Regions from separate parts of the Homo sapiens genome. Here region 2 is linked to region 1. The links are chromatin loops, found by intact Hi-C in ENCODE. Cell type or tissue: heart left ventricle. All regions are shown on one strand. Links, peaks and the distances in the headings refer to the core of each region. The heading gives the core; the rest is flanking DNA.

Region 1 (16,304 bases), core at 5,647-13,646:
CATTATGTGTTTGTTGGTTGTGTTTCAAAAGTATCCTAAGAAAAAACTGAATAGGTATGGTTTTGTCATAATATGGATCAAAGACGTTTGCGGCTTGCCTGAAAACCCTGACATGATCTTAATAACTTAGGTCACAAGTAAACAATTTATTACCATGACAAGCACAAGCCACAGCTACCACTTATTGAACACATACTGGGTGCCAGGAGATATGCTAGTGCTCCACATGCATTATCTCATTTAATCTTCACAGTAAATGAAGAATTGAATGCATCAGACCTCAGTAGAGGAAATAATCTACTCTGGGTGTTTCAGCAGGAAGGGATTTAAAATGGGATACTATGTGCTTTCAAACACTGCAAAGCCCAAAGGAGCAGGTTCTCAGCTGGTCCTGCAGGCTCGACACCCAGAACAGTGCAGACCTGGTTCTCCAGGAGAGCTGCTACCTCAGAGGCTGGCGCTGGAACCACTGAGTTTACGAGGACACGCAGCGGTAGCGGCAGCGGCAGCGGCAGCGCAGTCAGGAGGCTGGAGAACATGTCTTGTGTCTTGAAGCACAGTCCTGAAGAAGCACCTTACCTCTGTGACCCCGCTTGCCAGCAGAGAAATGTCCCAAAGGGATGGGAAAAACATCTTTACTGCACTTCTGCTTTCCAAATCTTGCAGAAAGACATCTACTTTGAATCCAAAACCTAATTGCATTTGTTGTCTAGAATCTAATCTAATTTGCATCCAGAATCCTAACAGCTAAGGAGACTGGGAAATACAGTACTTAAATTTCCAGCCTCTACTGGAAAGAATGGTATGCATCTTGAGTAAGTCAGTAGTGCCATAGATGCCATTGTTATTCCCATTTTAGAGAGGAGGAAATGGACTCTGAGACTAGGACAGGTCATCTTTGCCCTGAGTGAATGAGCAAATCCATTCAATGGCTGGGGGAAGTCACTGAACAATCAATTTTGACCTCAAGTTCAAATCACTTCCTCAGATCCAACTTTATCAGCAATAAAGCTGATGTAGGGCCCCTCTTCAACATGTGTGTCTATTTCCCAATTGGTGTGGAACCTGTAGGAGGGAAGGGATGGGACTTTCAAACCTCAAAATTCTAGAATAAAAATAGCCACCACCGCCAGAACAAGAAGTGTCGTACCCTTTGGACTTAGACAGTGCTTTAAAGTTCCTAAGGCATTTTACATGTATTTTATCTTTAAGTTCTCCTCACTCTGTCCTCCTCCAACCAGGATAATTAACAGCAGGCTGCAGGAAGTCATTTCTAGAAGGAGAATTTATTAAAGCCCTTGCCAAAGGCTCAGAGATGTGAGTTTCCATCAGCAAGGGTAGTGATTTCAGCGGCCATCTTAGGATGTCCTGTTTCCTTTGGTGGGATTATGGTCAGTTGTGCCCTCAAGATCAGTTCTTCCCTTCTTCCTGTGCAACGGACATCTGCTAGAGGCTACAGCTGGCAGCTGACTTTGTGGCTGGGTGTGGCTATGACAAAGTGGTCATCAACTGGATGTAACAGAAGTGGTGTTTGCCTTTACACCTCACTGGCTTAAAAGAAAATTGATTGACCTGGACTTCCTCTCTTTCCCTTTTCCTTGAGCTAGAACAGAGGTGTGCCTGAGATTCCAGTCTTACCATACAGATGAAGATAATGCCTGAGACTCACCTGGAAGGCTTGGTCAGATAGCTGGGTCCCACCCCTAGTGTTTCCAATTCAGTAGGTCTGGCATGGGGCCTGGGAACTTCCATTTCTGACAAGTTCCAAGATGATGTTCATGCTATCAGTCCAGGGACCACACTTGGAAAAACCACTGCCCTGGAACATAAAAGGGAAACAAATGGAAGACCCTGGACTTAATGGCTGGGTCGAGCAGAGCTGCCCCCAAACTGGAACTGCTGCTTCTGGACATCAGCAAGAGACCAATCAACTTCTATTTCTTTTAAGCCACTTGTGATGGTTAATTTTATGTGTCAACTTGACTGAACCATAGGATGTACAGATAGCTGGCACCACATGATTTCTGGGAGTGTCTGTGTGGATGTTTCTGGAAGAGATTAGCATTTGAACCAGTAGATTGAGTAAAGAAGGTCTGCTTTCACCAATGCAGGCAGGCATCATCCAATCTATTGAAGGCCTGCATTGAACAAAAAAGTGGCAGAAGGGCAAACTTGCTCTCATTTTGATTGGGGGCATCCTTCTTCTGATCAGAACCCTGGAGCATCAGAACTCTGAATTCTTGGGTCTAAAGACTGTGGGACTTACACCAGTGGTCCCCCAGTCTCTGAGGCCGTCAGCCTCGGACTGAGAGTTACAACACCAGCGGCTCTGGTTTTCAGCCTTTGGACGCAGACTGAATTACACCACTGGCTTTTCTGGGTCTCCAGCTTGCAGACAGCATATTGGGGGACTTCTAGTCCCCATAATAGAGTGAGCTAATCTCGACAATAAATCTCCTCTTCTATGGCTTTATATATCCCATTGGTTCTGTTTTTCTGAAGAACCCTGGCTACCCCACCTTATATATATGGTCCTCTTTGTGAAAGCATATATATATATATATATATATATATATGTCCTCTTTGTGAAAGAAACTTCCCTTTTGCCCCATCCAGCACCCTGGGTGATTGTCTAGGCAAGGAATAGGAGCCAGAGGCTGACTTTCGGCCAGTGATTGATTTAAAGTCCAATTAATTATTCCTAATTTAAAGTCTAATTAATCATTAGGTCCTGCAAGACTTTTTTTTTTTTTTTTTTTTTTTTTTTTTGAGATGGAGCCTCGCTCTGTCACACAGGCTGGAGTGCAGTGGAATGATCTCAGCTTACCACAACCTCTGCCTCTTGGGTTCAAGTGATCCTCCTATCTCAGCCTCCTGAGTAGCTGGGATTACAGATGCCTGCCACCACACCCAGCTAATTTTTGTATTTTTGGTGGAGATGGGGTTTCACCATGTTGACCAGGCAGGTCTCGAACTCCTGATCTCAGGTGATCCACCCTCCTCGGCCTCCCAAAGTGCTGGGATTACAGGCGTGAGCCATCACGCCTGGCTGGCAGTTTCTTCCAAAACTAAATATACTCTTAACTATATAATCCAACAATCATGCTTGTGCGTGTGTGTGTGTGTGTGTGTATGTGTGTGTGATGGAGTCTCTCTCTGTGGCCCAGGCTGGATGGAGCACAGTGGCACAATCTCAACTCACTGCAATCTCCACCTCCTGGGTTCCAGCAATTCCTGTGCCTCAGCCTCCCAAGTAGTTGGGACTGCAGGCATGTGCCACCACACCTGGCTAATTTTTGTATTTTTAATAAAGATGGGTTTTCACCATGTTGATCAGGCTGATCTCGAACTCTTGACCTGAAGTGATCCACCCTCCTCGGCCTCCCAAAGTGCTGGGATTACAGGCTTGAGCCACCACGCCTGGCTGGCAGTTTCTTCCAAAACTAAATATACTCTTAACTGTATAATCCAACAATCATGCTTGTGCGCGCGTGTGTGTGTATGTGTGTGTGATGGAGTCTCTCTCTGTGGCCCAGGCTGGAGCACAGTGGCACAATCTCAACTCACTGCAATCTCCACCTCCTGGGTTCCAGCAATTCTTGTGCCTCAGCCTCCCAAGTAGTTGGGACTGCAGGCATCTGCCACCACACCTGGCTAATTTTTGTATTTTTAATAAAGATGGGTTTTCACAATGTTGGTCAGGTTGATCTCGAACTCTTGACCTGAAGTGATCCACCCGCCTCAGCCTCCCAAAGTGCTGGGATTATAGGCATGAGCCACAGCGCCTGGCATGCTTCTTGGTATTTACTCAAATGAGTTGAACATGTGTCCACACACAAACCTGCACATGGGTATTTGTAGCAACTTTATGCATAATTGCCAAAACTTGAAAGCAACCAAAGTGTCTTTCAGCAGCTGAATGAATAAATAAGCTGTGGTACATCCAGACAATGGAATATTATTCAGCATTCAAAAGAAATGAGCCATCAAGCCATAAAAAGACATGAAGGAAACTTAAATGAATGTTACTAGTAGCCAATCCAAAAGGCTACTTACTACATGATACCAACCATATGACATTCTAGAAAAGGCAAAACTGTGGAGACAGTAAAGATATCAGTGATTTCCAGGAGTTAGTGGGGATGGGCGTGGAGATAAACAGATCACAGAATTTTTAGGGCAATGAAACTACTCTATATGATATTATAATGGTGGGTACATGTCATTACACGTTTATGCAAACTCATAGAATCTGCAACACCAAGAGTGAACTTTAATGTAAACTGCAGACTTTGAGTGATAATGATGTCAATGTAGGTTCATTGATTGAACAAATGTACCACTCAAGTGTGGGATGTTGATAGTGGGGAAGTTTTGCATGCATTGAGGTATGGGTATATGTCAACTCTGTGCTTTCTGCTCAACTTTGCTGGGAACCTAAAACTGCTCTTTAAAAATGAAGTCTAGTTTTTAAAAAAATAGCTTACTGGATACATTTGACTGAAAATTGAACACAATAGAAGGCAGAATTAATGAACTCAAAGACAGTCATTTGCTCAGTCAAGATGAAGAAACAAAAATCAGATTTATCCTCCCACCTGAAAAAAAAAGTTAAATTATATGAAGCAACGGTTTTTTGAAAAACTGGACATCAAGCAACAAAGGACAGTGACCCCTGAAACAAGGGGAAATCCTAAGGTTGTCGCAGCTTACTGCCTTCAGTTTCCAGGTGTGGCACAGGGATGGGGAACCATGGCAGAGCTGGGTGAGAAGAATGAGCTGAGAATCTGAAGAAACCCGGACAGCTAAGATTACCAGGACAGAGAGGACAAGAGAGAAGTAAATGTTTAAAGTGGGTGGGTGATTGGTGTTTGATAAATGTTAGTTTACCTTCCCTCCTTTCCAAAGTCTTTGCATTCTGAAAGGCATCTTTCAAAGAGGCAGAACTTTCAGCTTTCAGAATGGTTTTTAGAGATGGAACAACTTTTTTTTTTTCTTGAGATGGAGTCTCACTCTGTCGCCCAGGCTGGAGTGCAATGGCACAATCTCGGCTCACTGCAACCTCCTCCTCCAGGGTTCAAGCGATTCTCCTGCCTCAGCCTCCCGAGTAGCTGGGATTACAGGTGCATGCCACTACACCTGGCTAATTTTTGTTTTTTTTTGTTTTGTTTTGTTTTTTAGTAGAAACAGGGTTTCACCATGTTGACCAGGCTGGTCTCGAACTTCTGACCTCAGGTGATCTGCCTGTCTCAGCCTCCCAAAGTGCTGGGATTACAGGCGTGAGCCACTGCACCCGGCAGAAATGGAATGAACTTCTGATGTCTCAGTTCACCAGGAGAAAAGACCTTTCTGAGCAGAGGCCAGGTCCTTTCACCAGGTCTGAGATCACATCAGGGAGGCAGCCAGCTGCTCCTGACACTGAGCAAGTCTGCACACAAGCGCTTCCCTTCGACCCTGCAGAAGAGGCCCCGTAGACCAGTTAGTTGCGTCTGAAAAGGAAACATGGAGTCTCATTGAAATCTCTGAACAGCTTAGATTCATTCTTCTCTGAAATCTGAATTTTTAATAGAAAGTTCCAGCCATTCAGAAGGTGAGCAGAGGCCCAAACACTGCAAGAACACATCTCCTGCTGGCGATTTCTCCAGCCTGCTGTCCATTTCTGAGAATGTTCCGCGAGGTGAATAATTTATGCCACTTATTGATTCATGGTCCTTAAAAGGCTGAGGTTAAAGGAGACTGAAGGTTTCCACTGAGTGGGAGCCCAGCTTCCCTGAAGGCATTTCTTGCAGATGCTTGGCTGCTCCACACTTGGGCGTGGGGGATCGCTAACTAAAAATATCCCACAGTACAAAGTCTTTTGTATGAAGATCATGAATGTCTTTGATAAAATGTAAATATGTCGGAGAAAAGGTAAATTAAGCATTTAAATTACAGCTAAGAAACCTCATTGGGAGTTGGGGGGAAGATGACCGTCCCCAATCCTTTAATCCTTGCCTGTAAGAGAATGATACGGCCACACCCTCTGCCATGTGACTGCAGTGCTGCCTGATAGAGCTGGTGAGTATTGTACACCCAGAAAATCTGAGACAGGTCTCAGTTAATTTGGAAAGTTAAAATAAGGTTGAGGGTGCGCCCGTGACAGTCTCAGGAAGTCCTGATGACATGTGCCCAAGGTGGTTGGGACACAACTTGGTTTTATACATTTTAGGGAGATATGAGACATCAATCAATACATGTAAGAAGTACATTGGTTCAGTCTGGAAAGGCAGGACAATTGGAAACAAAGGCAGGAAGACCTGAAGCAGGAAGGAGGCTTCCAGGTCATAGGTAGATGAGAGAAAATGGTGGCATTCTTTTGAATTTCTGATGAGCCTTTCCAAAGGAGGCAATCAGATATGCATCTATCTCAGTGAGCAGAGGGATAACTTTGAATAGAATGGGAGGCAGGTGTGCCCTAAGCAGTTTCCAGCTTGAGTTTTTCTTTTAGCTTAGTGATTTTGGGGTCCCAAGATACTTTTCTTTCACAGTATTAACATGGCCTCTCCATTAAAATTTGGTTTGGTCACGTGACTTGTTTTAGCCAGTGAAATAGCCGTGATGGCAGCCAAGGTTTTGAATGTGTTTGCATGGATTGGTTTAGCCCCTCGGGCTTCTGTTATGCACCATAAGAAGAGCATTTTCTGGGAGCTGTTGTTCCTAGACACCTGGTGCCCAGAGGCCCCAGGAACCCCATCTGAAGCAAAGCCAAACCAGCCAGCCCACAAACCTGTGGCAGATACCAGAGAATCAACAAGGAGGTGTGATGTGGTTTGGATGTTTGTCCCTCTCAAGTCTCATGTTGATGTGATTCTCAATCCCTTATGAATGGTTTAGCACCGTCCCTTCGATGATGAGGGAGTTCTCGCTGTTAGTCCACATGAGATCTGGTTGTTTAAAACTGGTGGGGCCTCCTCCGTCATTCTCTTGCTTCCACTTTTTCCATGTGATACACATAACCCCCCTTTGCCTTCCACCATAATTGGAGGCTTCCCAACGCCCTCCCCAGAAGCAGATGCCAGCACCATGCCTCCCATACATTCTGCAGATCCAAGAGCCAATTAAACCTCTTTTCTTTCTAAGTTACCCAGCCTCGGGTATTCTTAATAGCAACACAAGAATGGCCTAATTCAAGGTGTTAGGAATTGGCATATCCTGGAGGACACTGTCATCCATCCCCTCTTAATGACCCTTCACTCTAAAGAGCACTTTCAGCCGGGCAAGGTGGCTTATGCTTCTAATCCCAGCACTTTGGGAGGCTGATCACTTGAGCTCAGGAGTTCAAGACCAGCCTGGCCAACATGGCAAGACCCCGTCTCAACTAAAAATACAAAAAAGATAGCTGGGCATGGTGGTGGCGTGTGCCTGTAGTCCCAGCTACTCAGGAGGCTGAGGTGGGAGGATCACTTGAGCCCAGGGGCAGAGGCTGCAGTGAGCCGAGATGGTGCCACTGGACTCCAGCCTGGAGAGAACTCCTATATGACCCAGAAATTCCGCTCCTAGATACATACCCACAAGAATTGAGAACAGGAACTCAAATACTTGTATATGAATGTTCATAGCAGTATTGTTCACAATTGCCAAAAAGTAGAAACAACCCAAATGTCTATCAGTGGACGAATGGAAAAACAAAATGTGGAATATACACGTAACAGAATATTATTCAACCATAAAAAGGAATGAAGTATTGTTACATGTCACGATGTGTATGAACCTCAAAAGCCTTATGTTAAGTGAAAGAAACAAACACAAATGGACAGAAAGTATATGTATTTCTATTACATACCCAAAATAGGTAAACCCATACAGACAGAAAGCAAATTGGTGTCTGCCAGGTGCATGAAGTATTGGGAATGGGGTCTACCTGCATCCTGGGTACAGGGTTTTATTCTGGAGTGACAAAAAATATTTGGCCGGGCATGGTGGCTCACGTCTGTAATCCCAGCACTTTGGGAGACAGAAACAGGCGGATCACCTGAGGTTGAGATTTCGAGACCAGCCTGACCAACATGGAGAAACCCCGTCTCTAATAAAAATACAAAAAAATTAGCCGGGCGTGGTGGCATGCGCCTATAATCCCAGCTACTCGGGAGGCTGAGGCAGGAGAATTGCTTGAACCTGGGAGGCAGAGGTTGTGGAGAGCTGAGATCATGCCACTGCACTCCAGCCTGGGCAACAAGAGCGAAACTCTTTCTCAAAAGATACATATATCTATATTTTGGACCTAGATAGAGGTGATGGTTTACGTAACATAGTCAATGTACTAAATGCCACTGAATTATTCACTTAAAACGGTTAATTTTGTGTTATGTAAACTTTACTTCAATAAAAACAAAAGAGAAAAGATTATGTCCATACAAATGGGGTGTTTAATAACCAGAAATACCATATGGACTTAGTGTCATCTCCTCTATCAATGAATCCGCTCTGGAGTAGGAGCATACTAGGTCTCAGAAGCTTGCAAATTTTATTCTTTTTTTTTTAACCGCCTCACTCCGCTCCCAAGAAGCTTGCAAATTTTAATCTGAGTTAATTTGCAAGTGGATTTGGGTAATCTGGCTCTAGATCCACTTAGAGGGTGCCTGTAAATAACTGTCTTGAGGGCAGGGGAAAGGCATTATGGCATCAAGCAGATAAAGCCTCTGATCTAGTTACAGTTCCTTCCAGGGATGAATAAAGCTTTGGGGACATTATCCAACCGCTTTATAAACCCAAGTTTATAAGGCCTGAACCCTCAAGCCCTTGAATTCCTTGTCACCACCTACAAATTTAGATGAGTTGCCGCAAGGGGGCAGTGGTGTCCAGGCGATGACCTCCCATGTTGCGCAAATTCGTAGAAATACTGAGTTTCAGATTCTCGAGTTTCTCTCGTTGAAAGCGGTAGCAATTATCCCCAGTCCACTTAACAAGCCAACAGCCATTTAGAAAATATGTATGTATATTAAAGAAAATACTGGATCTGGAAAAAGATCTTTCGAAAACATCATGTCCAACCAGGGTTATTATACAGAAACTGGGTTGAGAGAGGGCAGTAATTGGCCCAGAGCCACGGAGCCAGGCCTGGAACCCAGGTCTCGTATATTCACGTCCCATGCTCTCGGTGCTGCAGCCTCCTGCTCCCCTGAGCCTTTCTCCGGCGTTCAGCACAAGCCATGCCTGCGTGGTGACATGAGCACCTGTCTTTGTTGTTCCTACAGCACAGTTCCCGTCCCATTTCACCGCTGCCTCCAAATTCCCACCCCAGCTGCGCCACGTCTCTCAAGCAGAGCTGGCGATCCGAGAGCAGTGACTGGGGACGAGTGTCCACGCGGGGCTGACGAACTGTCAAAGCCGCCACCATCTGTCAAGACCTATGAGGACGCACACAGCACGGGCAGGCGGGCAGGAGAAGTGGCGGACGCAGTCGGCCACCCAGCATCAGCTCCGGAGGCGCGCTGCTTCACCTGGTGACCTGTCCCCGGCCTACGGGTCTCCAGGAAGCACTCCAGTCCCTGCCAGATGCTAGCGGGAAGGCAGGAGGGGGCGCCGTCCCAGCACCCCGGAAGCTGCCAATCTGCTTGCGGGGCTGAGACCGATCTAGGAAAGGGTAAGCAAAGATGCACGCGCCTGGGCGGCACGCAGCGGATTTCCAAGTCGTCTGCACAGATCATTGACCCCGCAGGACACGTGCGCATGTTGGCAGGGCCGACTCCGGAGGAATTCCAACTCTTCTGAATCTGCCACCTTGCAGAGGGGACAGCTGACCCTTCGCCCCATCTCTGAAAGGGCCAAGGATCTTTCCTCTCATTGCTTCCTACTGAATGCCCAGGATGCCTCGGTGTTGCCTACCTTCCGCAAAATCCTCAGGGCTGGATCGTTTTCGGAAACTGCCACCAGAGGGAGCTCCAACAATAGAGCTGGATTTTGCTTCCTCCCAGCTCATAAAGGAAGTCGGGGGCGGGGGAAATGCTGTTCTCTGCCACCAGCAGGTGCAAAGATCAGTTTAAAACGCCCAAGATTGTAACTTCACTACTAATTCGTGAAAAGCATATGGTGGAATAATGCTGGATCTGCAGAGTGACAGAATAGCTGTCCTCCACCGTGAGTTTCCCTCATTTCAGACTCAAATACTTCAGACCCAAATGATCTCCAAATCAGAACTCCTGCCTCTGCATTCAGTCTGTAGTGTTCTCTCCAGAGGACTGAATCCTAGCACCCTCGCTCCCCTCCCCTCCTCTGCCAGGCTTTACAGCCTCCGGAACTGCCCTTTCAACCAGAACAGAGCCCAGACTGTCACCTCGAACATCAGAGGAGTCCCAGCCCCATTCCTGAGTGCCCCTCTTCCCCCAGCTGCCCTGTGAACAGTGATAAGAGCTGTGACTGTGTTCTCCAGGCACTGAAATTAAAGTCAGAACCACTCCGGCTATAGATTCCATGTGCCGCTTCTTACTGCAGACCCTCATCTCGGTTTGGGATGGGGATGTGGGCAGTGTGTTTTGCTGCCAGGATGAAGTGGTTCAATTCTCCTAGAAGGAGATGCAGCAGTCACGTCCAAAAGCATGACAAAGCCCACCTAAGATGACCTGTATCTTAGAATAGTCTGAATTCATGAGGCTTCCGTCCTCATGTGAATATGTCACTAGCACTTGTTCCTTCTTCTGGGGGTATACTCAGCCAGCAATTTCCTTCTTTAAGTTTGGAGACAGTTGTAAAGAGGGGAGAACCCTTGGGCTCATGGGCCTTTAGTTTTCATGCAAAATCTAAGACCTCACCTAGTGGGGGAGGCAGAGAGAATTGGCCCTGACTTTCAGGTTTGGGGGTTCAGCACAGATCACTGTTGTGGGATCCAGACATTCCTGCACCCAGGAGATGTGCAAGGACAAGCATGAGAAAAACTGCATCTGGCCAGGCACAGTGGCTCACGCCTGTAATCCCAGCACTGTGGGAGGCCAAGGCAGGTGGATCACCTGATGTCAGGAGTTCAAGACCAGCCTGGCCAACATGGTGAAACCCCGTCTCCACTAAAAATACAAAAATTAGCCAAGCATAGTAGCACATGTTTGTAATCCCAGCTACTCAGAGGTTGAGGCAGCAGAATTGCTTGAACCTGGTGGAGGTTGCAGTGAGCCGAGATCGCACCACTGCACTCCAGCCTAAGCAACAGAGCCTTGGGGGAGAAAAAAAAGAAAAACAATGTATCTGAGGCGTGCGTGACTACTGGGTAACGGCAGCCATTCCTGGGGATGTCTGGAAAGGCTTCAGAGGGCAGGCAGACCTGAGTTCCTCCTGCCCTCTACCAAGAGATGACTGCAGCCTCCAGCCTGGCCTGCACTGGCAGGCACCTTCAAGAGGGACGACAGGACCAACAGGGAGCTGCTGCTGTCCCCCAGGCCTCCCCTGCTCAGGTCTCATTTGCCATTCATGACTTGTAGCTGAGATGGGTGGAAGGCGCCCTCTGAGGCATCTGGGTTCAAAACTCTGAATGAAGAGAGCACTTGCATTCTCTTTCTTCTCATGCATGGTCAAAAATGCAGACTCTGTCCAAGATGGTGCACACTCAGGGTTTTGGTTCAGGGATGATCAAGCCCCTTCATCAGTGATTTTCATCCTCATGTCAGCTAGTGCCTCCTCTGAAATGGCCTAGAGCCTTCATGCCATTGCCTCTGCCTTCCCCAGCATCCCCATTTCACAGGGCAGCTTGAGGAAGAGGGGCAATGAGGAACAGGGCTGAGACTCCTCTGATGTTTGTGGTGACAGTCTGGCTCGGTTCTAGTTGGAAGGGCAGTTCCTGAGGCTGTTAGTTCCAGACCAGCCTGGCCAACATGGCAAAACCCCGTTTCTACTAAAAATATAAAAAGTAGCCGGGTGTGGGGGTGCACACCTGTAATCCCAGCTACTCAGGAGGCTGAGGCAGGAGAACTGCTTGAACCCAGGAAGCAGAGATTGCAGTGAGCCAAGATAGCGCCACTGCACTCCAGCCTGGGGACAGAGTGAGACTCCGAAAATAAAAATAAAAATAAAAATGTGCACATTCTGTTATTCATGTGTGCATTTTAAAAAAAATGGCCTTATCAAGGATGAGGGTTTTGGCATTTGTGCAAAGCCTGAGGTTTTAGGAAAATGTCGTTGATGAACTGACGCTGGCAAGACTCTCCATTTACAGTAACCTGTGACTAGAAATGTCTCACGTTGGGAGAAAAATGAGGAATCCGGGAGAATAAGTGTCATGGTGGGTTTATGTGGGGCATTTTCTTCTTTGTCCAACACCTCAGATCTGCAACCAAACCAGCAAAAGCTAGTACGTCTCAGGAAAAACTTCTGCTTGTTACCGAGCTTCCTGGAAAATTGCATTTGGAGAGCTATGAAGGCTTGGCTGTGAGTAATTTGTTTTTTAAATAGCTCTGTTAGTTGGTCCACATTGTGTTTTTCATTCCACCAGAGCCGAAGGTGGTGTTTCTTTTGTTTATGGTATTAGTGTTATATTATTGGTGATCTCATTGTTCTTGTTTGTGACATGTTTACCTCAGTAGGACAGTTATTGTAGGAGGGAAGTCGGGAGCCAGTCTACCCACCAAACCTGCAGAACTAAAGAAAAAGACTCCAATCTGTCCCGCAGGGTGCATATTACTCCTTTCTTGGATTGTTAAATTCTAATTATAGGCTGTTGATCCCCATTAGAACCATTTGTAAGCCTAAACACTGTTGTGCAGCATCTTTTGCCAATAGGTGTGTTTCATTCCAATCGTTGTATAAAACATAACATTCGTGCTTTTGGGGGACTACAACAGGTTAGTGTTCTCTGGCAAAGTTGGACAAGAAATAGTCAAAATATGACTCAAAACTAAGATAGTGCAAACAAAAGTACACTTTGCCTTGATGTTTATTTATTAGGGATTTCTGAAACCCTAGGACACTAGAGCTCACCTTTCAGATCTCAGACCTCAGATGCCACATCGTCAAGGAAGCTCTCCTGGACTGCCCACTTCCACATTCCTGGGACAGCAGAGATCTCCCCCAGCCCTGCCTGGCACTTGACACAGTGGATCATTTCACAGGACTGGGGGATTAGTTAACTGTCTTTCCACTAGATGGAAAGTTTCAGAGGAATCCTGTCGGGATTACCGATGCCTAGTATGATGCTTAGCACACAGTAGGCATTTAATAAATGTGTTGTGTAGTGCCTGTGTACTGTTTTATTTGGGAATCTTCAGAAGGTAAGAAAAGCAAATGGATACATTCATAATAAGTATGAGATGTGGAGAGCAAGCAAGTCCGTAGATTATAAGACGTAAGCAAAATTCATAGTATGTGTTAAGTAGAAGAGGGGATGAATAAGATGGAGCTGTGAGACTCAGGAAGAACTCACAGAATTCACATGGATAATGAGTAAATCAATAACCTGTGGGAGATGTTGAAGACAGATACAATAAGTGGAACATATAATAGAACAAACCAGAGTGCTATGGACCAATAGAGAGACATTAAAAGACCAAGTTGTAAGATACATTCATGCTACATCAGGGCTGACAGCTATCTGATTCCCAAAATCAGCCACTCATCCATCGGTGACACCCATTATGGTCCCAGTTGTGTTCTGCCCAAGAAGCACAGATAAACAGAGAGAGCTGTTCAGGAGGCTAATGGATGCTCCTGCTGTGGCCAGGAGAACTTGCCCCTGGCTCTCCAATAGCAAAAGCGTGTATCGTTGCCTCGGGCACCTTCTTTCTGTTGGGTCCCTTCACTCATCCTCAATTATGGTCCTTGTAACCACATCATTAAGAAAGAAAGTTAATATGGGTGGGAGGGATATGGGTGGGAGGCAATATGTGAACATTGCATATTAAATGGCCCAGGATTCAGGAAGGGGACTTCCCACCTGCTTCTGTGGTATATGTGTTAACCTACCCCATCTCTTTCCTCTTGCTTCTCATTGTGTGTTTAAAATTTATTCAACAATCTGTATGATTCAAGTATCTTAACTAGATCTTTCTATTGTATTACCTCCAGAATAGTTTGCCTGGTAGCGCAATAGTTTGCCTGGAGATTAATTTCCTATACAACATATTGAAATAGTGCATTGTGAATTGGCTACTATGACTGCTGATTAGGGTGAGGGTTAGGGTTAAACCAGTTTCTGAATCTAGCTACTCCCCCCTACCATAAAAACCACTTGCATTCAACAATTAGCCATTGCATTAAGTGCTAAAGATACAATGATGAGAAAACAGCCATGATTCCTGCCCTCATGAAGTTTAGAACAGAAGAAAGACTATCTGGTAATCACACAAATAAGTAACAAATAAATCTAACGTTTTAACCAGTGATAAACCCTCTGAAGAGAAAGTGCACTGAGGTCCTCTGAGAGCATATGCCAGGGGAATTTGACCCATTCAGAGAGGGTTAATTAAGCTAAGGGAAAAGGCATAAATGTCTCAGGCAGAAGGAATTGGCTATGCAAAGGCCACGTGATGGGATGATGTCATCAACCATTCTTTCAGCAGACAGCACTGACCCCGTGTGCCCAGCCGCATGCTAGAGGCAGGAATACAGGGGAGAAAGACCAGCACTGCCCCCAAGAAAAGCCCACGATGACTGTCGGACCTAGGAGGATCCTTGGAGAACCTGAAAAGGTTTCACATTGCATGGAGGATAAGACTAGAGCCTTATAAGATAAGACATCACTGAGAGTTCAGTTGTTAATCCTGGGAGGGGTGAACTCATGAATGATCACTGGGTGTGGTGGTGCATCCCTGGCTCTAGTCTTACCCTCCATGCAACGTGAAAACTTCTGATGCCCCAACTCAAACCTAATTTTCAAGCCTTCGTTAGCTAAAATCTCACCGAAGTCCAGCTTTAGGAGAAATAACAGATACTATTCCCTGGCTTATGCCAAACTCTTTACATGCATTGTTTTGTTTTTTTATCTTTGTAACAACCATGTGAGATTGCACTAAACTGACACTCAGAGAGAAGGTAAGTCATGCCCCCGAGTCATTCAGCTAATAAGTGAAAAGAAAAAAAAAAATCAAGATCCAAACCCAGGTCATTCTGGCCCTAGAGCTGAAACTCAGTGAAAACCAAGCTCTAGCCAGGAATTGTGGTTAAAATAAAGCTTCAGCCAGCTGGATACTCCAGGGTGTTTAGGAATGTGAAGTTTGTGGGTATATCTTGGTATTGTGGTTGTGTTGATGCTATTGTAGTTTTGGTAATGTGGTCATCTCTTGACAGTACATGCTGAAATGCTTGCAGATTAAGTGTGGCAAGGTCCAGGTTTTACTTCCAAATAATCTGTGTGAATAGGGGAAGCAGTGTGTGTGTAGGTTTTGACAGCTGGGGAGGCAGAGTCCGTGGGAAGGAGGGGAGGAAATAGATTGACCATAAAATAGATTTGCCTTCGTTATTTGGAGGTTGGGGACAGGTGCATGGGAGTTCACTATAATATTCTCTTTTCTTTCCTATATGTTGGAAATTTTCCATAAAATGTTTTTTTCCAAAACAAGTTAAGTTCTGGGTTATGTTTTGATGGCCTACTCCTTCATCTCCAAATCCCATAGACTTTCACAATTATATTTGCCCCCGTAATTGGAAGTTGTATGGGGCTGTTTCAAAAATCTGAGTCATCAAAGATGTAATTGACTTCCTACCGCCGGATTAGCAGGCAAAAATGTACCCGATACTTTCTCTACCGGCGCTGTGTTGGGCTCTGGGCTGAAACCCAGTCTCTCACAGGCCCTCGGAACAGCCCCACCAGTTAAGATCCATCCCTGACTTCCAACTCTGTAACTAGGGACAAGTTAATTGACTCCTCTTAGCCCTTAGTGTCCTCATCAATTATTACGTGGTAATAACCCCTCAGAGAGTCGCCGGGAGAATTAGCTCGGCGCGGTGCATGGGGCTAGAACTCAGGGCCCAGCAGGTCTGACAATGCAGGTTTCCCCGCTCGCCTGTTGGGTTTTTGAAACGCCCTCAGCGGGGTTTTCCTCCTAATTCTGGTTTGGAGGAGCCATCTCTCTCCATCCCGTCTGCCAGCGGGGTTTGCTTCACACACAGACGTGGGCAGATGGCATCGGGGACACAGGTGTGACTGCCGAGAAGGTTGCGGCGCATTGGCGGTTCGGTTCACGGGACGCGGGCGTGGGGTGTGTGGGGTGGGATGGTGTCGGGGGCGGGGGGGGGTGGACAAGAGGGTGTTTGGTGGTGGTTGGGAGTCCCGGCGATCTTTTTAAAATTCAGATGCCAACAGTTCTCCACCCCTGAACTTGAATGGGCTTTGGGTTTTTGTTTATTTG
Region 2 (16,304 bases), core at 2,649-10,648, 550 kb after region 1:
ATATGTATATATACACATACTATATATGTGTATATATGTATATATACACATACTATATATGTGTATATATGTATATATACACATACTATATATGTATATATGTATATATATGTGTGTATATATGTATATATACACATACATATATGTATATATGTATATATATGTATATATACACATACATACAGAGAGAGAGAGAGAGACTAAGAGAAGATAGCAATAGCTGTAAAAAGGGCCCCTCTAACCCTACACAGTCTAGCCAGGTGTCACATGTTCAAAGCCCCAAATCGCCTGGTCCTCTGATTTTTTCATAAGAAGCCAGGATCTCCACTTCTACCTGAAAACCTTCGCATGCGTGAGTGAAGGCAGCGCATCCCCATCTTAAAAACAGTTACCATGCCGGCCCATCCAATGCTGCTGCAGACCGCATCCTATCCCTGTGAGGATCCCTGTGAGGACATACCGGGCAGGCCTTCCCCATCAACCAGGCTTTTTGATTCTTCCTCTTTGCTATGCAGGGCACAAGGTAAAAGCGGTGATGGCAAGGTGGCCATGGCCTCTGGCCACTCTCTTACTGCATTTTATTTATCATCCTTTTCTTTAGAAAAAGTCCGGAAAGGTGTTTTTTCATTTCTCTGGCTACTTGGTAGAAAACTTCCCATGGAGAAATGCACAGTGACCCTGGCACACCTGCGGACCACTCCTGGGGGGTCTGCGGGGCTTTATTGCCACCCACTGAGAAAGGAACACTTCCCTTTGTGCCCAGGGTGGCTTCGTACTCCACGGCTCCCGGCCCTCGGCCCAGCGACTTCTAGCTGAAGCCACGTTCCCTGTGCCCACACTGGTGCTCATCACTGGACAACAGAACCTGTTTCAAACTTAATTGTTTCTTTCATCCAAAATTGCTGCCCTGGGACCCCATAATGGAGGAGAAAGTGGATTTAATTATTCCTCAGTGCCCACTGCCTGGATGACTCGGAGCTTGACACAATAGAAACACACTCCAGTGCTCATGGGCTTGTTCACTCGACATTGCTTCTCTAATTAAACCTGGACTCGTTCCTATTATGTGTGCCTTGCTCATCGTTTGTGGGAGGGGGCAGCTATTATTGTGACTCTGGTGTGCTTTCAGGGAGCCTGGAATGGTCACATCTCCCCAGGAGTTACCTGAGAGGGCAAAAGCTCCGTTTATTTGCCGGTGGATGCTGGCGATCGCTTTATCGACTCTGCTCTTTGACATTAAGCACATGGAATATTAAAATGCCACACAAGGCTACTCAACTCAATTTAAAAGTATATTTCGTGCCTGCTTTGGATGAGGCCCTGAGCAGGGTACTGGAGTGTCTGAAATGTGCAAAACATAGTCCTTGGCCTTGGGGAACTCCCAGCTCAGAAAAATAGACTAAAATTATCACAGGCCCAAAACCTCTCTTTTCAGGGAGGAGAGTGAAGCCTGGTGTCAGGGGAGGGGCAACAGGAATCAAAAAAGGCCAGAGCAAGGGGCAGCAAATCAGATGGGGCTATGAGGTCGCCTAATGGCAGGGCATGGGCCGTGCTCTCTCAGATGAACAGAAATGTACACAGCTGGCCAGCAGCCACCATGGGTCTCCCAGACCTCCAGGCCTCCCCCTCCTACACGTGTACCCCAAACCCACAGAGCACATCCCTCCTTTGTCTTCTTCTCAGCAAAGTCCCCTTCCATTTCTAGCACCCAACAACAGCAACCAGCAAGCAAGTCAAGGCCTTCAAATCTTGGCCTATGTCCTGCAGTTCTTCAAGGAGCAGGTGCTGCAGGTAGGATAGGTGGTCAAAGCCAGAGCCAACATGCCAGCCAAGCCGCTGTCCCAGGATGCCGACAACAGGGAGATACACAGGCTGGGGCATGAGCTCAGGGCTTTATAGTTAGAAATTGGGCTTAGATATAGAGCGGCCTTGAATGAGCTATGTAACTTTTTTTATATATATATTTCGAGACAGTCTCACTCCGTCACCCAGGCTGGTGCAGTGGTGCTATCTCGGCTCACCGCAACCTCCACCTCCTGGGTTCAAGTGACTCTCATATCTTAGCCTCCTGAGTAGCTAGGACTACAGGCGCATGCCATCACATTCAACTAATTTTTGTGTTTTTAGTAGAGATGGGGTTTCACTATGTTGGCCAGGCTGTCCTTGAACTCCTGACCTCAAGTGATCTGCCTACCTCAGCCTCCCAAAGTGCTGGGATTATAGGCATGAGCCACCACGCCCAATTGAGTTATGTAATTTTTCGGATCCTCAGTTTTTGGATCTGCAAACTGGAACTAATCAGAGTAACTATCTCATTGCATTGCTGTGAAAATGCCTGGCACATTTTCACAACACTCCATAAACGGTGGCAAATGTCAGCATTATGAAGGCCAGACCATGCATTCTGCTTTCTCCCCGAACAGAGCAATTGCTGTCTTACTTCTTTAATTTACATACCTTCCCATATTCCATCAATATCAGTAATGGTTGAAAGGACATTTTTCTTACATCCGGGCATTTCCTTTCCTCCATTTGGAAAGAAATCCAGATGGCCCACCTTTTGGCTCATTCCGAAACCTAAAATATTTGAAGCAGAGATGAGCGGCGAGGTGACTGGTGCCAAAGTTAGGGTGTGGCCACAGCAAGACCCTTTTTGGCAAATTCTCCCTTTATCACAGCTACCACTGCCTCTAGCTCTGCAGAAAGTTCTCAAAGATGGGTGCTTGGCAAGATGAGGACGGAGGAGAGGGCAGAGGAAGTGAGATGAGGGGGAGGCTGAGCTTTGGGTGAGTGAGACACATACATTTGGATGTGCATCTGTGTGTCTCGGAGAGTCTTGGACCATATTGATATGCCCTGCTACCATTATGCACCAGTAGACCTATCAAGACTGGTGCAATTTGTATTACTTTACTCATTTTAAAATTTTGATGTCTACATTATATTGTTATGTGGAGACTACATAACATTATATTGTTATATTGTGAGCCGTAGCATATGGCTAGGCTCTTTGGCTTTCAAAGCATATGAACCCGTGATCAAATCCTGGTTTTACTTACAGATTTTGTGATCTGGGTCAATTACTTAACCTAATTGAGCCTCAGTTCCTCAGCCATGAAATGGTGGTAATAAAGCCCACTTTTTAGAGTGTTACAGAATTGACAAGCTAATGTATGCAAAATGTTCAGTGTAGCACATGGTAAACACTAAGTAAGTGATAACATCATCATCATCATCATCAAAAACATACCCTTTATTGGCAAGTTTCATGAGTGGCTATATAAGAAAATATTGAAAAAAAAACACTGATTTTAGAAGAATTAAAGAATGGGATAAAGTTGCCAACAAAACAAAGTGTAACCAAAGCTTTGACTGAAGAAGTAAGAAAAATATTCAAAAATTAACTTCGTATTTTGCAAGTACAGGTCAAGTTTTAAGAATGAATACATCTGCCCCACTAGTTACTGGTAGATTGGGGAAGGATGCAGAGTTTGAAGATTGATTGACAACCTTTCATAGACTACAGAAGGGTTTTTGTTTAACCCAGGGCTGCACGCTGATTCCACTGGCATTGAACTAGCTATTTATTTGGGACTGGTACCCATTTTGACTGGTTGGTGCCCAAGCCATTCCTGTAGCTATTTCAAATGGCCTCCCCTGCTGTGTGTGTATGTATGTGTGAGAGGGGATATCTGGACCCAATGTCATTAGCTGTAGCACAGGTCAGCAGGAGATGGGATTGAGGAACTCACCTAGGGAAGGAACTATGGGAGAAGAATCTGTGTGAATCACATCCACAAACACGGCGTCAGATGGATCCAACCGAACCTCCTCAGGTTCATCCTGGAAGCACGGCCCTGCTGGATCCAGCCCTGAAAGGGAGAAGGTAGGCAGGCTGGACTCTTAAGAACTGGGATTTAAAGCCAGTACTGGCAGACTAAGCATGAGGATTCCTCCTACCCCAGCAGCTATGGTTCTGGGGATTGGGTCTGCAGTTCTTGGTCTGCCTGGGAGAGAGAGTCTGGGACAGAAAGGCTGGGAATGGGGTCATTGCCTGTGGATGAACATTCAGAAATACCCAGTGCCTGGCTCCGTGGAGGATCTGGGTAGCCTCCGTACACCCCTTCTTTCCCTTTTTCTTTTTGTCCTCACACATTACCATTTGGCCACTGCTCTCAGAGACTGCAAGACCCCAGGCCTTACCCAGCTGCTAGCATCTACTCCTTTGTTTGGCTCACGCCATTCTCCAGCCTGCTGTGCTCTTTCCCACATTCTTCCTTTATCTAAATCTTTCTCCTCCAAACCCAGCTCACACACCACCTCCTCATGGTTAAATGGAAAATCTAACCCCTCTCCTTTCTCAGCCCATTCCATCCACTTTGTATTATGCTGTCCCCAGGTCATCTTCAGAGAGAAACAGAGCGTGGGAGGAGGGGGCACACAGTGGCCTGTATTCTTGCCCTAGTTCTACTCCAGGTCAAATGTCTGCCCTCTCTGAGCTTCTGTATCCTTATCGGGAAAGCAGGAATAATGACAACCCCTACCTTACAGAGTCGTTGTGAAACCCTCATGAAGAGATGTAAGAGAAGGGACTTTGCAAACTGCAAAATTCTACATAAACACAAACCAATACCCCCTCATCCTTCACCCAGTGCCTTGGGCAAAGGGACGCTCATTAAATGTTGATGTGAACTGTTTGGTGAAGTTACAAACTGATTTGGCTGCACAAAATTAAGTTATTTGTGTCTTTGCCTTATATGCATTCAGTTTAGTGCTTCATTCATTCATTCAGTATTTACTGAGCGCCTTCTATATGGCAGGTCTCAGTGTGCATTTGCATTTTCTGTCTTTGCCTGGCGCAGTAGAGACATTCAAACAATTACGTGGAACTGACGAATTTTTAAAACCATCTCACATTTTTTCTTTTACTTTGCCATACTCTGAAAATAATAGCTCTTAAGTCATGGATTTAATGTGCTAGTTAAATCTTTCTCCTTTTCTTTTCTTTCTTTCTTTTTTTTTTTTTTTTTTTTTTTTTTTGTTTTTTGAGGTGGAGTCTCGCTCTGTCGCCCAGGCTGGAGTGCAGTGGCACGGTCTCCGCTCACTGCAAGCTCCGCCTTCCGGGTTCATGCCATTCTCCTGCCTCAGCCTCTCGAGTAGCTGGGACTACAGGTGCCCCCCACCACACCCGGCTAATTTTTTGTATTTTTAGTAGAGACAGGGTTTCACCTTGTTAGCCAGGATGGTCTGGATCTCCTGACCTCGTGATCCACCCACCTCGGCCTCCCAAAGTGCTGGGATTACAGGCGTGAGCCACTGCGCCCGGCCTCACTTTTCTCCTTCCCTCCCCTCCCTCCCTCTCTCTCTCTCTCTCTCTTTCTTTCTTTCTTTCCTTGCCTCCTTTCCTTCTTTTCTTTCCTCCTTTCTCTTTTTTTTTTTTTGAGATACAGTCTCCCTTTATTACCCAGGGTGGAGTGCAGTGGAGCTATCACAGCTCCCTGCAGCCTGGAACACCTAGGCTCAAGCAGTCCTCCCACCTGGGCCTTTCGAGTAGCTGGGACTACAGGCAGAGCCATCACCCCTGGCCAACTTTAAAAATTTTTTATAGAGACAAGGTTTCACCATGTTGCCAAACTGGTCTTGAACTCCTGGCCTCAAGCGATTCTCTCGCCTCAGCCTACAAAAGTGCTGGGATTACAGGTGTGAGCCAGTGGCCCAGCCTTTGTTTTAAAAAATGAATGCATTTTTATTTTTAATTATCTATTTTCTAATACACATTATGGAAAATTATTTTTAAATTTAAGGCCGGTCATCACAAAAAATCGGGTCCCCAGGAGGACCATCAGGGGCGCCCTTCGCCGTCGGAAAGGCGCTGGCCGAGGCTTCCGAGGTGCGCACCCGGGGGCCTGGGACTCCGGCCCGGGGCCCCGCGACCCCTACCTGTGATCCTGCCCACGCGGCCCCCCAGCCTCCTGCCCGCCTCCGCGGCCGTGTGCGCGCCCAGGCTGTGGCCGATGACATGCACGTCCTCAAGGCTGTACCCTAGCTGCGTCTGCGGAGGGATAGCGTGTCAGGTCCCACAGCACCGCGTGGGGACCCGCTGGTCTGAGAGCGGGGCGCCGGGCCCTGCCAGGGATGGGGGCAGGACCCGGGCTCGAGCACGCCGCCTGGGGCAGGGCGACCCCGCTTCCTATTTGCAGCCTGCGAGTCCCGCAGGCCGGCTCGTGCGCGGGGCAACAGTGCTGACCAGCGGCCACCACGCCAACTGCAGGCCACCTGGGCGGGCGTGGCACACGGCCTGCCGCCCGGGACTGCCCCACCCCCAGCTCCCTTTCCTCGTCCCTGCCAGGGGTATGGCCTGTCTGGGCAAGCACGGGTAGAGTGGGCCCTATCTCTGGCTCCCCCCGCCCCCTCCCGATAGATCCTGCAGAAAGGTCCAGGGCCTTCCCTCGTGGGCTGGCGAAGGATGAAAACTCATCTTCTGCACTGGGAGCTGCGGGGCAGCCCAGCCTGCTCTCTGACCCTTGCAGAACAGCCTGCAAGGAAGGTCTATTTCAAAAGGGGAAACCAAGGCTTAGTTTGCCTCAGGCCCCACAGCTAGACAGTGATAGGGCAAGGTGTCTTCAGGACAGCAGGCAAAGAGGAAGGTTGCAGAGCTTCATCTTGGGAATTGCCCTTCTTGATTGCAATCTGGGCTACTAGCTGCCGGCCCCTACCCATGCCCACGGGTCCCCAGGCTGCCTCTCCATGCCACGTGGTACCTCCCTGCCCCTCTCTGACCCCTACCCACAGGACAGGGCCCAGGCAGGGTTTTACCGACAGTGCTTGTATTAAGAAAGCTGTCTCCGCCCCAACAACCCGAATGTTTTGCACGGCTTGGGTGTACATTGCCCGGGACCCGTGCCTCCAGTCCACACAGATGCAGTTCACCTTCTCCACTTCAAACATTTTCTGGGGAAGACAAACAAGGGAGAGAAATCAATTTATAAACAGCCCCCAGGTGCACACCCCAGAGATAGGCATTCACGTCTGTCAAACACCTAGCCCATGCCAGAGCTTTGATGTTCTTATACCTGCCATAACGTCACCCTCACTGCAGTGCTATGGACTGGACATGCTAGTACCCGCTTAACAGATATGGAAACTGAACCCTGGAATGGGTGAGTGACGTGTCTGAGGTCTCACACATCGTTAGGAACACAACCAGGTTAAAAAGACCACTTACTAAATCAGGTGTGAGCAGACTACTACTACTCAATAACATGTCAAATTCAGCTCCTCGTTTGCACCAGCCACATTTCAAGTGCTGAATAACTTATGTGGCCAGTGGCTTCTGATTTGGACAGTGCATATATAGAACACCTTCATCACTGCAGAACATTCTATTGGATAGCGGTGCTTTAGAGGGTAAAATTTAAGTGTTTTTAACATCACAAAGGGGTTTTACATAAGTCCTCAGGGATAAATGCCCAGCAGTTTGCTGCAGTCTCCACCTCGAGACTTTTTGACTGAACTCTGGGTGTCTTCAGCCTCATAGGAGATTGTTGGCTAGAAATTGGTAGGTAGAGAGAGCTTGGTAATGGATGCCCTTTGGAACTGGGCTTTCCTCGGTGGTTTTAAAAAGGACCCATCTCTCTCTGAAGTATTTCTTTTCCCAGTCTAAGGGAAACTGGGGGTACAGTGTTTGAATCTGTGTGTTGGGTGCTGGTCTCACCAGGGAGTGGCCAAGTGGTAGGGCCCTACCTTGCACATGTCCGATGGCCAGCTGTCCTCCGCCTTGTCTAAGAAGCCATGGATGATGAAGCGTGTCTTGCGGTCCAGTTGGAAGTTTGAAGCCTCAATGGTGTCTGGTTCCGTGCCAGTGATTAGCTGGTTTAATTTAAAAAGATTAATTTGAATGTTGCCCTTTCCAAGCCACGAGTCTATTAGAGCCAGTTTCAGAATTGATATCACAGCTTCAATGCCCACAAAGCTGGGTCAGACTAGAAGGAGCTCCTGACCTGGGGTTGTGGATAGATTTCAGAAAGTCCAAATTCACAGACTTTCTATTTTAGTTAATCCTTAATCCATATCTAGCATTTCAGTTAATCACAAAACTAGACAATAAACCACAGTGGTATTAGCAACACCTGTGACTCTGTCCCCGGTAGAAGTCACAGGTATTTTCAGGTCATAATGTAATTATTGCAGATATCTAAAAATATCATTTATACTCATTAATATTTTAAATTATAGTAGTTATTAGACCAACCCCTAGATCTTGTTATTTAATGATATATAAAAAGCACATATATGACTATATCACATATTTATATATTTAAATGTTTTGGTAATTATTTTTCAATATAATTCGTTTCTTTTGTAATCCAATATATTTTATTTCTGCATTTAAAAACATTGACCTGGCCGGGCACGGTGGCTCACGCCTGTAATACCAGCACTTTGGGAGGCTGAGGCAGGCGGATCACAAGGTCAGGAGATCGAAACCATCCTGGCTAACACGGTGAAACCCCGTCTCTACTAAAATTAGCTGGGTGTGGTGGTAGACACCTGTAGTCCCAGCTACTCAGGAGGCTGAGGCGGGAGAATGGCATGAACCCAGAAGGCAGAGCTTGCAGTGAGCCGAGATCGCGCCACTGCACTCCAGCCTGGGTGACAGAGCAAGACTCTGTCTCAAAAAAAACAAACAAACCAACAAAAAACAACAACAACAAAAAATTGACCTAAGAAGGGGCCTTTAGGCTTCTTCCAGGTGGCCAGAGAGGTTCCTGGCACAGAAAAGGTGAGGAACCCCTGGACCAGAAGCTTAAGTGTGGGAGCAAATTCAGTTCAGTGGAGCTGTGAGACTTTGGAATGCACTTCTAAATTGCCACAGGCTGCTCGACCCCCTTCTACCAACCCCTACAGATGAGACGCCAGAAGATGCCACCAACCTCTACAGATGAGATGCCAGAAGATGCCACCAACCCCTACAGATGAGACGCACCGTAACCATGTCCAAGCCGACTCTGGGCTGGGGGCACTAAGAAGGCTGGTCTGTCAGATAGAGTCCCACAGTGGGTGACCTCAGAAACCTATTGACAGCACCTGGCTCCCTAAACTCTGTCAGGGACCAGAGCTGTGAGCTGCTGGATTCTCAGCAATGTCTTTCTTGAAACTGTCTCCTGGTCACTTCTGACACTCTGGAGCAAGTCTGATCTGCTTCTGATGGGCAGACCTGCTGAAAACTGGAGGTTGCTCCAGAGGACCTCATCTTTTATCTATTGTGGCTACATGTCCCCTCTCCCCTACCTGTCTCCTAGCTCTTCAGGAAGAATTTACACCCACCCCCACCCCCAATGCCCAAGAGGCTTCTCCCCCTCCACTCTCCTGTGTAGAAACGAGGCAGACTTTCCGGTGGCTACACCAGGCCTGGGCTTCTCCATAAATGCTGCTCATAGTCCCTTCCTCCCAGGGAACAAGGCATTTACGCTGGGGTAGCCCCTGAAGTTCTCTGCACCAGTGTGTGTGAATGTGTAAGTTTCTGGGTTAGGCATCAGTAGATTTCATCAGATACTCAGGTGTTTATGATCCTGAGAGCTACGCCTTGGATTCTATGCCTTGGAGTTTCTGGAAAATTCCAGGGCAGTGACTTATGCCCTAGACAGCCATGCAAAGACTCCACTGTGGCGGCCCAAATACACCCACCATGCAGCGCTTACATGCCTGCTCTTACTTGGAAGTTGTTTGGATTTTCATTTGTGTACAGAAGAAAGCGGGTGTCAATGTCCTCGGGGGACCAGGGAAGTAATTTTACAGGTCGCTGAAGGGTTCCTGCCCATGGTTTTTCATCAGAAAAGCAGCCAAGTTGTCCGTAGCAGACCTCTTTTCCTAGGGTGAGCCACAAACAGGACATGTGTGAACTTCTGGAAAGAAGCAACGTCATATCCATACAGGAAAACTCTGCAGGACAGAGCCCAGGTTTGGCTAAGGCCAGTGCTGGTCTTTATCTTTGCCATCATTTTCCAAACCTCTGGGATGATAAGAATCACCTGGGGGCTGCGGCGTCGCGGGGTGGGAAGGGCGGGTGGGGGCAGGCGGCAGTATGGGGAACAGGTGTATTGTACATACACATTCATAGGTCCCTCCCTCAGAGATTCTGGTTCAGAGGGTCTGGGGTGGGGTCCTAGAAACACATATTCAGTAAGTGCCCCTTACCATTAGGCAAATTGGGGAATTGCTGATGCATAGGTTGGTGCAAAATAATTGCGGTTTTTGCCATTACTTTCAATGGTAAAAACCACAGTTACTTTTGCACCAACCTAATACAAACTGCTGCCTTAAAACCACCTCTTTCAGGAAACTTGCAGCTGACTCTTTACATGTAAGCATCAAATAGTGAGTATTTATCGAGTGCCTACAAACTCTGTAGCACAGAGTTGCTACTTTGTCTTGACATCTCTATTACACACAGCATAGGCCGTGCCCACACCAATTCACATGTCTTCATGTCATCCTTTTATGCACATTTTTTTGAAAGGGTGATTCTCTGCCGTTTCATATTTTCTCTTTTGCTCTTTGAAAAAGTAAGTTTCTTAAGAACAGGAATGACTTGTGTATCACACTACGTGTAGTAGAGACTCAATACATGTAATCCATGATCCAAGTAACCACATCTAAGTCTGAGAGTACTTTCTGTGTCCATGACATAAACATGATCACAGGATATGGTCACTACGGGTGACATAATTCCAACCCAAAGGATTATAATGGGTCCTTTCTCTTATGCTTCCTCAACTCCTGTACTGATGATGCCAAATATTGGTGAATCATTAAAAAAATGCATAATAGTTTATATTTGTTTACTATGTGCCAGATACCATGTTAGTACTTTACTGGTATAGTATCATTTAAGCCTGAAAACACAAATATGGAATTAGTATTATCTCCATTTTACTGCTGAGGAAACCAAGGCACAGAGAGACAAGGTAAGCTACCTGAGGTCACAGCTAGTGGTGGAGGCAGGATTTGAACCCAAGAAGTTTAACTGGGAATAAAGCTAGAACTTGAGGGGACACAAAGATAAATGAGATATGAACCCTGTCCTGAAAGGGAGGAGCTCTAATAGGGAAGCAATACTGATGGCGTTGAATTCATTCCAGGAAGAGGGTGCACCCTTGGAGGTGGACTCTAGGAGGCTTAAGCAATGTTTGCCCCAGGGGAAAGGTAGCTGGTTAAATGAAGGGGCTCGAATGCAAGACACCTGGGCTCTCTTAAGTGGAGAGCAGGAAAGTGTTGGAAGGTGTGAGTTGGTGAGGTTGAGGGGAGGTGGTGGTGGCAGTGGCAATGCTGTGCTTCCACAGGCAGTCCTGTGTTTTTGGGACTCGAGTACAGGGGGCTGAAAAGCAGAAAAGCCTGAGAAGGCTGGGGGCAGGGAAGTGAGAGTGAGGCTTGAGGCTTGAGGCTTGGCCCTGATAGGGCTTCTTGCAACTCGGGAAGACCAGGAAGCTGGGCAAGAAGGAAGGCCCTAGGAGGAGAGAGATGAGGAGAGAGCCTGGCGTGAGCCTTGGGGAATGTCCACATTTGGGGCAGGAGGAGGCTGCAGGTCAGCAAAGGAGATGAAGAGGGGTTGTATGGCCGGAGGAGCAGTCGCACCCACCCCGGTCTCTGCCGTCAGGAGCCTGGCCTTAATTCATGGCCAGGATGGAAGGAGAGGCCAAGAGTGGGCTGGCGGGGTTGAGAAGACAAGGGGGAAGAGTCACAAGGCAGAAGAAAGCCCCCACAGGGACCCAAGGAGACCATGTCTCCTACAGCAGGACTTGGGGGACCAAATTGGGCAGTGAGGTATTCTGGCAGGAGAGGAGGTGAGGCAGCCCCCACGGAGAGGGAAAGACTCCCGGAGGAAGCACGCCTGTGAAGGCGTAGGCAGATGGGAAGTCAGCAGGCTGGGGCTCAGGGGGCTCCAAAAGAAACGGAGGTGATTTGTGTTTTAGGATAAGTAGAACTTGAATATCTGTATCTCCTCTGGACAGAACCAGGTCGGGGGAACAAACTGGAGAGACAGAAACGGTGACTCTGAGAAGAGGACACGTGGGCTTGATGGCAGAAAGGCAGGCTTGCCTGGCAGGACTGGGCTTTCTTGGGAGAGGGCACATCCACATGACTTTGGTCTGCAGGCAAGGACAAGGGCATTGGGATCAGGTGGGAACACCACACCCTCCACTTGTCTCCCAGCCGTGAGAGTCTTTGCAGGAAGAAGGTGGCCAAGTAGGAGGGTTACGGGAGATACTCTGTGTCCGGCACGTTGCCCTGTGTCTGCCTGAGAGTCAACACTCTCTGAGTGGCACAATTGTTTTCTCCAAGTAACGATAATGCTCTTCATAATCATTATAATAATTATTAATATACCTCTAGCTGCCTCACCAAAGGCCAGCCCAGGCATGTCACTTTCTCCCTAAAGGAATGGTGACAGCATCCTCACCTCTGACTGTGGCCAGCAGGAGAAGGCCGAGGGTCCAAGGGGGCAGCATCTACATGGATGGAAACACAGACACACACAGACCCATGCGCACAGTGAGGCTGGCAGGGGCAGGACCCAGCTGGGTCAGGAGCCCGGGTCACAAGGACAGTGAGTAGAACAGACGCCCCGCAACCCGGGCCCCACAGGGCTCTCCCTTGAGGTGGGGACCCTGAGGCTGAGTCCTCCCAGTGCACAGGGAGTTAGACAGCAGCACACTAGGACCCTGGACTCAGGGGCTCCACTGTGGTGGCTTCCCCGCCTCTGGGCCACGTCCCTCTTGTAGCCTGGGCTGCCCCCGCCCTGCCAAATCCCCTGCTCACATGGGGCCCTGACTTACCATGCTGCACCAGAGCTTCCACTCACAGCCCAGCAGGTTGGCTGTGGCCTTTTATAACCAGGCTTTATCCTTTGGACTCCTTAGAGGAAAGGCCGGGGCAGGATAGATAAGGCACTGCACGTGGGCGCTTTGAACCTAACTTATCGTAAACACATAAAACCAACTCAACCCTGGGAGCAGCAATGTTTATTAAGTAAGATTCAAGGAAAGGAAAACCAACTTTGGGAAGGGAAAGAGCTCTGTTAATCTGAGTTTACAGGTTTAGTTGCCAAGAGATTGTGTTCCCAAAGTGGTAACAGGGAAACATCATGCCGCGCATAGCATCTCTGGAACAAAATCCCTTTGGACACATGATCCCCCAAACCCATCGTGTCGTCCTGTTGCTCTTGACAGATTGTGCGGGCCTAGGAAGTCAGGAGACTTGTTGCTCAGTGGAACTGACTGTTTTTGAAGACAGACACCTTACTTACTTTGGGGGTGGGGTAGGTGGAGGGCTACCTTCCCTATTAGAGAGTCTAGACAGAGGACAAAAATGAACGCAACCTCACAGACGAAGCTCCAAAGAATAAAATGAGGCCAGGCGCGGTGGCTCACGCCTGTAATCCCAGCACTTTGGGAGGCTGAGGCGGGCAGATGATGAGGTCAGGAGATCGAGACCAACCTGGTTAACACGGTGAAACCCCATCTCTACTAAAAATACAAAAAATTAGCCGGGTGTGGTGGTGGGCCCCTGTAGTCCCAGCTTCTTGGGAGGCTGAGGCAGGAGAATGGCGTGAACTGGGGAGGTAGAGTTTGCAGTGAGCTGAGATTGCGTCACTGCACTCCAGCCTAGGTGACAAAGCGAGATTCTGTCTCAAAAAAAAAAAGAATAAAATGAACATGAACACTGTTCAAATACAACTTTGTTTAGAAATAATATAGCTTGTTTTAAAAGTGTTTCTGAGCTGCACAGACTGTACCTTGACCTGGAGATAAGAAGGGGAGGTATTTTCTTTTCTTCACTGCTACAGAAGAACCTAGGTGAATAACCAGGTGCCATCCTGCCATGTTTTAAATGGGTGTGTAATTTAGATACACCAAACTGCATACATCTTAAGTTGAAAATGTAAGTACAGGCCAGGCGCGGTGGCTCACGCCTGTAATCCCAGCACTTTGGGAGGCCTGGGTGCGTGGATCACAAGGTCAGGAGATCGAGACCATCCTGGCTAACATGGTGAAACCCCGTCTCTACTAAAAATGCAAAAAAAAAATTAGCCGGGTGTGGTGGTGGGTACCTATAGTCCCAGCTACTCGGGAGGCTGAGGCAGGAGAATGGCATGAACCTGGGAGGCGGAGCTTGCAGTCAACCGAGATCCCGCCACTGCACTCCAGCCTGGGCAACAGAGCAAGACTCCATCTCAAAAAAAAAAAAAAAAGAAAACCTAAGTATAGTTTTATCTCACGCCTGTGATCCCAGCACTTTGGGAGGCTGAGGCGGGTGGATCACAAGGTCAGGAGATCAAGACCAGCCTGGCTAACACGGTGAAACCCCGTCTCTACTAAAGACACAAAAAAATTAGCCGGGTGCGGTGACAAGCACCTGTATTCCCAGTTACTCAGGAGGCTGAGGCAGGAGAGTGGCGTGAACCCAGGAAGCGGAGCTTGTAGTAAGCTGTGATCGCGCCACTGCACTCCAGCCTGGGTGACAGAGACACTCCATCTCAAAAAAAAAAAAAAAACCATTTCCAGCAGCCAGATCTTTCTACCACCATCACCACCCTTGTAACAATACTCTGATTTCCATCATCATAGGTTCGTTTTGTCTGCTCTAGAATGTCATATAAATGTAATAATACAGTATGTACTCTTTAGCGTCTTGCTTTTCTCCCCCTCAAGACATTTTTGAGATTCGTTCACATTGTTACGTGTATCAGTAATTATTTTTTATTGCTGTATGGTATTGATATAGTTCTGTAAGAATACAGCACAATTTGTTTATCCATTCTGCTGTTGGTGGACATCTGAATTCTCCAGTTTGGGGCTATTATGAACACTACTGCTAAGGACATTCTAGTCTAGTGCAGGTCTTTTGGTAGACATATGCACTCATTTCTCCTGGGTTTATGCCCAGGAGTATTGTGAGGGTCCTGGAGTGTGTTCAGCTTGAGGAGATGCTGCCAGACGGCTTCCCAAAGTGGTCGCACCAGCGTAATTCCCACCAGCAGCTGGATGGGAGCTCTAGCTGCTTCCCATTCCACCCCTGGCCTTTGATCAATCCCAGAAGCACGAGGTTGCCAGCAATTTCCTGAGGGTTTCATGTGTAGAAAAATAGCTTTTTTTTTTTTTTTTTTTGAAACTCTCTTCTGAGAATTCTGAGGCTGGAAGAGTGTGGAGCTGAGGGAAGCCAAGAATGAACTTTCTTATCTCAATGGGCTTAAGAAAAGTCAAGGTTTCTGGCTGGGTGTGGTGGCTCACGCCTGTAATCCCAGCAAGGTGGGCAGATCACATGAGGCCAGGAGTTCGAGACCTGCCTGGCCAACATGGTGAAACCCCGTGTCTACTAAAAATATAAAAATTAGCCGGGCATGGTGGCGCATGCCTGTAGTCCCAGCTACTAGGGAGGCTGAGGCATGAGAGTCGCTTGAACCCGGGAGGCAGACATTGCAATAAGCTGAGATCATGCCACTGCACTCCAGCATGGGCAACAGAGTGAGACTCTGTCTCCAAAATAAATGAAATAAATTTAAAAAGAAGAAAAAAAAGTCTTCTGGAATCTGTAGTGATGATGAAGCCTGAATGGGGTCACCTATGTCTCAGCAAATCCAAAGCCTGACGTCACCACCCACTGCCCCTGGAGGTGTTCGGCAGCTGAGAGAGGAGGTTAGGTCTAAGGCTCAACACTGATGTGCATAAGTGACCCCACTGAGGAGCCTGGAATGACAACATGAGGCTGAATGAAGCCCAAGGCCCATGACATGGGACCAGTGGGTGCCGGTAGCTTTTGGGAAAACATCCAAACTCCTTACCGTGGCCTTTAGAGTGTGGTGTTCTCTGGACCTTCTCTCCATCCCTGGCCTCACCTGTGTCTCTCCCTTGCTCACTAAACTCCAGGTGGTCTCTTGAAAGTGCTTGTCTCAGGGTCTTTTCACATTCTATTTCCTCTTCCTGACACTCTCCCCTTTCCCTGCCTAAATCAAAGTCATACCTCAGGGTTCAGCCTACAAAGAAGCCTTTTTCAATCCTCAAATTGAAACCAGACCTTCCTTAACATCTCTTGTCATGTTCCTTATCTTTGCTTTCATAGAAAGTATCCCAATTGATAACGACATTTCCATGACAATTTGTTTAGGTCTTGTCTTGACAAAAGGGTCAAGTTCTGTGTAGTCACTGCTATGTTGTGACAGCCTAGCACAGCACCTGCCAGATAGTAAGTAATCAGTAAATACTTGCCAGATGTGAACATGGGGAATTAAGAGTTAATGACTCATT

Evidence for each region. Peaks named below come from ENCODE experiments on the same cell type or tissue, not always from the same donor. Only the 100,000 strongest peaks of a DNase experiment are listed, where the experiment ranks them.
Region 2: a loop joins it to region 1, with 8 times the contacts of the local background. A loop is called at or near these places in 7 of 110 quality-filtered maps.

The regions. Positions count from the first base shown.
Region 1 is chr10:117,168,649-117,184,952 of GRCh38, reverse strand. MIR3663HG (MIR3663 host gene) reads left to right here and starts at 15,898. Exons shown (of 3, transcript NR_121651.1): 1 at 15,898-16,093. RefSeq lists an enhancer at 9,655-9,834. In heart left ventricle, for the core only: CTCF peaks have their summits at 8,815 (motif pointing right) and 9,910 (motif pointing right); DNase peaks (open chromatin) are centred at 8,832, 9,442 and 9,902; H3K4me3 peaks cover 1,064 bases; H3K27me3 peaks cover 5,708 bases.
Region 2 is chr10:116,617,511-116,633,814 of GRCh38, reverse strand. It overlaps the pseudogene PNLIPRP2. Among named protein-coding and RNA genes, the nearest start is that of PNLIPRP1, 35 kb to the right of the region's middle. In heart left ventricle, for the core only: a CTCF peak has its summit at 6,255; no DNase peak of the experiment used is centred there; H3K4me3 peaks cover 399 bases; H3K27me3 peaks cover 3,373 bases.